Linked DNA regions of Homo sapiens: region 1 is linked to region 2. The links are chromatin contacts, found by Hi-C or POLR2A ChIA-PET in ENCODE. All regions are on one chromosome and are shown on one strand. The core of a region is the stretch at or near the end of the contact, and the rest is flanking DNA. Distances in the headings are between cores, read along the strand shown.

The links. Hi-C counts contacts between places; a loop is a spot of excess contacts on that map. ChIA-PET counts read pairs that join two places held with the same protein, here RNA polymerase II (POLR2A). Pooled maps may share reads with other maps.
Region 1: a map of transverse colon shows a loop between it and region 2 (21-fold over the local background). The contact joins the enhancer-like site here to the promoter of ZNF627 in region 2. A Hi-C loop is called at or near these places in 6 of 168 maps with a recorded cell type or tissue (B cell, CD14-positive monocyte, CD8-positive, alpha-beta T cell and 3 more), 14 of 37 single-sample maps with no recorded cell type and 21 of 50 pooled maps. POLR2A ChIA-PET finds 5 or more read pairs at or near these places in 16 of 52 experiments (A673, Caco-2, H1 and 11 more).

What each region holds. Positions count from the first base shown.
Region 1 is chr19:11,639,025-11,641,724 of GRCh38, reverse strand. No RefSeq gene overlaps it. Among named protein-coding and RNA genes, the nearest start is that of ZNF627, 43 kb to the right of the region's middle. RefSeq lists a silencer at 1,964-2,053. Within about 2 kb of position 1,349, at least 13 of the 41 ENCODE cell types and tissues checked have a DNase peak (open chromatin) inside an H3K27ac peak, as active enhancers do; they include A673, PC-3, endothelial cell of umbilical vein and 1 more, where a contact is called at or near this core.
Region 2 is chr19:11,595,875-11,598,954 of GRCh38, reverse strand. ZNF627 (zinc finger protein 627) reads right to left here and starts at 1,472. Exons shown (of 4, transcript NM_145295.4): 1 at 1,325-1,472. The coding sequence starts at 1,327. RefSeq lists silencers at 1,078-1,217, 1,558-1,687 and enhancers at 1,368-1,447, 535-1,533.

The DNA.
Region 1 (2,700 bases), core at 100-2,599, 43 kb before region 2:
GTGAGAGACTGTTCCTGGCCCAGGATTAGCTTTTTAAGGAGGGGAATACCAGGGGACTTCTCCCACCCCAGGGCACCTAGCTCCTCTCCTGGGAAGCCCCAACTCCACGCCTCAGGTTGTCCTCTGGGAGGAGTGACCCACCCTCCAAGAAACATGGTAGCTGTGGGCATCTTCAGTCAGCCCCAGGCAGTTCTGAAACCCAGGACCAGGATAAGATGGAGGGTGAGTTGAGGACACATCGCCCTGTAAAGTTTCCAAAGATAAACCTCAACCCAAAGACATTCTCAGAAGGTGTCCGTGCCTCGGGCAGATAAAAGGAGGAGAGGCATAAAGATTGTTTACAGCAAGTGTCAGGTGCTTTTTCTCCGCTTCCTCAAGTGTGAAATGTTCACAAACACACAACAAATCTTTACAAAAAGAGCCATATTTTGCCCTCTTAAAAAAAAAAAAGCCTATTAAAATATTGCGTGTGGCCAGGCGCCATGGCTCACACCTATAATCCCAGCACTTTGGGAGGCCTAGACGGGCGGATCACCTGAGGTCAGGAGTTCAAGACCAGCCTGGCCAACATGGTGAAACCCCGTTTCTACTAAAATACAAAAATTAGCCGGGCATGGTGGCACGCGCCTGCAGTCCCGGCTACTCGGGAGGCTGAGGCAGGAGACCCGCGAGGTAGAGGTTGCAGTGAGCCAAGATCGTGCCACTGCACTCCAGCCTGGGCAACAGAGTGAGGCTCCGTCTCCACCAAAAAAAAAAAAATTATATATATATATTTAATATATATATAATTCATATATACATGAAAAACGTGTGAGGACGGTTGCAGTGGCTCATGCCTGTAATCCCAGCACTTTGGGTGGCTGAGGAGGGTGGATCACCTGAGGTCAGGAGTTTGAGACCAGCCTGGCCAACACGGTGAAAACCCGTCTCTACTAAAAATACATGAATTAGCCGCGCGTGGTGGCGGGCGCCTGTAATCCCAGCTACTCGGGAGTCTGAGACAGGAGAATCGCTTGAACCCAGGAAGCGGAGGTTTCAGTGAGCCGAGATTGCGCCACTGCACTCCAGCCTGGGCGACACAGCGAGACTCTGTCACAAAAAAAAAAAAAAAAAAAAAAAAAAAAAAAAAATATATATATATATATATATATATATATACACACACATATATACATATATACACATATATATATATATACACATATATATATATACACACACACACACATATATATGGCTATGTTTGAAACAAAGCCTGGGGGACGAAGAGTTGACATTGTTGTGGTGAACTGAAGAGGAGGCCAGCTCTAAAACGCGGAGCGGGATCTGGAAATCCAGGGATTTGCTGGCAGCCCTAGGAGAAGCTAGGCCAGGGATCACAGTTGCGGATTTGAGACCCTGCTTCGCATATATCTGGATATCTCAGTAAAAACTCGAGCCCCTTGGAGACAAAGGAGGAACTGGGGACCCCACAGACCGCTGCTCCTTCCACATGAACCCCACACCCGAGGAGGATTCCCCCCATGACCCTCCCGTGTCCCCGCACAATCTAGGGAGACGCGGGGCTGCGGACGCGGAGCTGCCCAGAGAGGACTCCGGAACCTGGGCCGCAGTTGCCGCGCGGGGACCGGACAGGACGCCCGGAGTCCTGGCTGCAGGCCCAGCCCCACCCTGAGGCCGAGAGGACCGAGGACCGAGCTGGGCCAGGGCACTCGGGTCCTCAGACCCCAGAGACAACAGCGAGGAGGTCTGGGTCCCGCCACAGCCGGTTCCGGTCGGTTACAACCAGCTGTACCCTGTCTCGGGAACCCCGGCCTCGGACACTCACCATTTCCCGGCTTCCGAGGTATTCCGGTTCCTACCTACACCTCCGGCTGCCAGTACAGGTTCCAGCCCGACCGAGCAGGGAGCCGAGCGCGGGTGACAGAGAAGACGCCGCGGGCTTTTTCAACCTCGCATCCTCCAGCCTCCTGGACGCCTGATTGACAGTTCTCACGGCCCCGCCCAGCGGCTCTGATTGGATAGTACTCCAGGTCCCGCCCCCTAGGCACTGAGCGACAGAAGAAGTGATCTCCCAGTGCTGAGTGGAGCCAGATGAACAGGTTGCAGACACAGCTCTTGGCATGGGGCGGGCGGGGGAGGGGGGGTTCCTCCCTGGGCAGTGACCTGACCCCTCCCGGGGAATATCTGCATTTAAGAAGAATTCCTGCCAATAGTCTGCGAGCCCTTCCTGCTTCTTCCTCCGGGACTGGGGGGTCACAACTGTGTGCAGGGAATCCCAGACTCACTGTCCAGTGGAGACATCCCCTGGCCTCGGAGCAGAAGGGGAGCCGAGGCCACACAGGCCACACTGCAGTAGGAGAGGGGGTCTGATGTCCTCCAGGGATCAGGAATTTGGGATGAAGCTGCTGGCTGCATGACCAAGCCTTTCTCCCACCTGATCTCTCAGTCTTATTTTTTTATTTTTTATTTTATTTTTTGACGGAGTCTCGCTCTGTCGCCAGGCTGAAGTGCAGTGGCGCGATCTCGGCTCCCTGCAACCTCCGCCTTCTGGGTTCAAGCGATTCTCGTGCCTCAGCCTCCTGAGTAGCTGGGATTACAGGCACGCGCCACCACCCCCAGCTAATTTTTGTATTTTTAGTAGAGGCGGGGTTTCACCATGTTGGCCAGGATGGTCTCAATCTCCTGACTCGTGATCCG
Region 2 (3,080 bases), core at 223-2,722:
CCGCCTTGGCCTCCCAAAGTGTTGGGATTACAGACATGAGCCATGGCACCAGGCCAACCAAAAGACATTCTGAGAACATCCCTGTGCCTAGGAGAGAGAAAAGGAGAAGAGGCACAAAGGTTTTTTCACAGCAGGGTCTCATACATGTATTCTCTGCTTTCCTCTCCTGTGAAATGTTCAGAAACAGAAAGCAAATATTTTTAAAAGACCAATCGATTGCTCCTTGAAAAAATAATACAAATTAATTAGTTTGAAATGTGCAATAAAGGACAAAGAGTTGATAATGTCGTGACTGGAGTTACCTTTTGGGAATATGGTGAAAGAAGTGGTATCAAGAATTATTTGCAAGCGCCAGAGGAGTCAGGCTAGGGGAACAAGGTCAAGGATTTGGGACCCTGTCCCCCTGGGGAGTGTTAAAATAATTAATTTGGAGACAATTAGAGGGCTGTGGCTATGGTGTCCTGGTTTCCTACCCAAGGAAACAGAAATCTAAGTCGAATGAAATTCTTTTATTTGATTTTATATTTTAAAAATTTGTAGTAGTTTTTTGGTCTCAGTCTGAATATGTTCATTTAAAAAAAATTAACAGAGATGGGGTCTCGCTATATTGCGAGGCTGATCTTCAACTCCTGGGCCCAAGCGATCCTCCTGTCTTGGCCTCCAAAAGCGCTGCGATTACAGGCGTGAGCCACCGCGCTCCAGCCTCAAATGAAATTCTTATAAATTACCAGTTTATAAGGAAATAAAATTTAGGGTTAATAAACCACAACCACCAATCCACCTCTGACTACATAAGCAGAAAATGTCCACCTAGATAGAGCAAATAAGGCGACTGCATAACTGTCACCAACCAAGTACTGAATTTGGTTCGCTTCCTCCTGCACCTTACAGCCTTTCCTTCCATTCCCTCCAACGGATCCCCAAGCCACAAACCACGACCGGGAGCTTCTCCATCGATGAGCCGCTGTTTGCTCAAATAAACTCTAAATTTTTAACGGGAGAAAGGCGGGACTGTGGGGGGCGGCCACAGACCGCAGCTCCTGCAACACGAACCACATCCGAGGAGGGATACCCCCATGACCCTCCCGCGGCCCCCGCACCATGTGGGGAGACGCGGGGCTGCGGGGCCGCAGGCGTCGCGCAGGGACGGGACAGGACGACCGGGGTCCCAGCTCCTGGCCCAGCCCCACCTTGCGGCCGAGGGAACTCGGGTCCCAGACCCCGGAGTCGCCGCAGGGAGGCCTAGGTCCCTCCACAGCCGGTTCCGGCCGGTTCCAACCAGCCCCTCCCCCAGGTCTGGGGACGCCTGACCCCTCACACGCACCATTTCTCGGCTTCCAGGTGTCCCGGCGTCCTCCCTACGACTCCCGCGACCTGTACAGGTCACGGCGCGACAGAGGCTGCGGCGGAGACACCTTGGGCCTCTCGGAGAAACGGAGACGCGAGCCCGGGTGGGGACGGTCGCCAGAAACAAAGGCTCCGTAGGGAGGCGCAGGCCCTGCCCTCCTCTCCCGGGCCCATCTGAATGGACAGTTGGCAGGGCCCCGCCCCAGCGCCCCTGATTGGATAGGGTGACATACCCCGCCCCCTAAGGCCTGAGTGACGTAGGAAGCCATGGAAACGTGGCTGTGCGTAGCAGTGTTGACTGGTTCTAGCCACTGCGCCTCTCAGGCCGAGTTTCCTCCCTGCACCCAGCCCGAGGGATATTTGAGGGTTTGTTTTGGTTTTTTTTTTTTTTTTTTTTTGAGACGGAGTTTCGCTTTTGTCGCCCAGGCTGGAGTGCAGTGGCGCGATCTCAGCTCACTGCAATCTCTGCCTCCCGGGTTCAAGCGATTCTCGTGCCTCAGCCTCCCGAGTAGCTGAATTACAGGCACCCGCCACCACGCCTGGCTAATTTTTGTATTTTTCGTAGAGACGGGGTTTCGCCATGTTACCGAGGCTGGTCTCTAACTCCTGACCTCAAGTGATACGCCCACCTCAGCCTCCCAAAGTGCTGGGATTACAGGCGTGAGCCACCACGCGTGGCCTTGTTTTGGTTTCCTTCCTTCCTTCCTTCCTTCCTTCCTTCCTTCCTTCCTTCCTTCCATCCTCCCTCCCTCCCTCCTTTCTTTTTTTTCTTTCAGGGTCTTGCTCTGTCACCCAGGCTGGACTGCAGTGGCATGATCTCGGCTCACTCCAGCCCCAATCTCCCGGGCTCAAACGATCCTCCTGCCTCAGCCTCCCTAGTAGCTGGGACCAAAGTCACGCCCCACCACACTCTGCTAATTTTATTTTGTTGTTGGTGCTGTGTGTGTGACGGGGGTGGGGTGGGTTAGATGGGGTCTCACTATGTTGACCAGGCTGGTCGTGAATTCCTGGGCTCAAGTGATCCTCCTGCCTAGGCCTCCCCAGGTGCTGGGATTACAAATGTGAGCCACCGTGCCCGGCCAATATTTGCATTTAATGCAGAGCTTGCTTCTAGCTTGCCAGAGTAGGCACTGTCTTCTTCTGGCACTCCATGAGCTCTTCCTTCTAATTCCTTCCGGACACAAGGTCACCAGTATGTGCAGGGAACTCCACACTCACTGTGACATGGAGCAATCGCCTTGCCTCAGAACGGGAGGGAGCCCAGGCTAGGCCAGGGAGGACAGGAAGAGGAGGAAGGGCCTGATGTTCCGGGAAACGGGCATTTGGGATGAGGCGTGCCAAGGCTTCCTCCCATACCCTCCGGTCCCTGAAAAAACATCTATACGTGGAAAAAAAAGTAGAAATAACTGAGGTGAGAGGAAGGATGCTCTCTGATGAAGTGATGTGGGATGAGACCCAAAGTAATGTATTAGTATTAAAAGGCAGGTTGGGCTGGGTGCGATGGAGCACGCCTGTAATCTAGCACTTTGGGAGGCCGAGGCAGGCGGATCACCTGAGGTCGGGAGTTCGGAACATGGAGAAACCCCATCTCTACTAAAAATACAAAATTAGGCCAGGCGCCGTGGCTCATGCCTGTAATCCCAGCACTTTGGGAGGCCGAGGCGGGCAGATCACGAGGTCTGGAGATCGAGACCATCCTGGCTAACACGGTGAAACCCCATCTCTACTAAAAA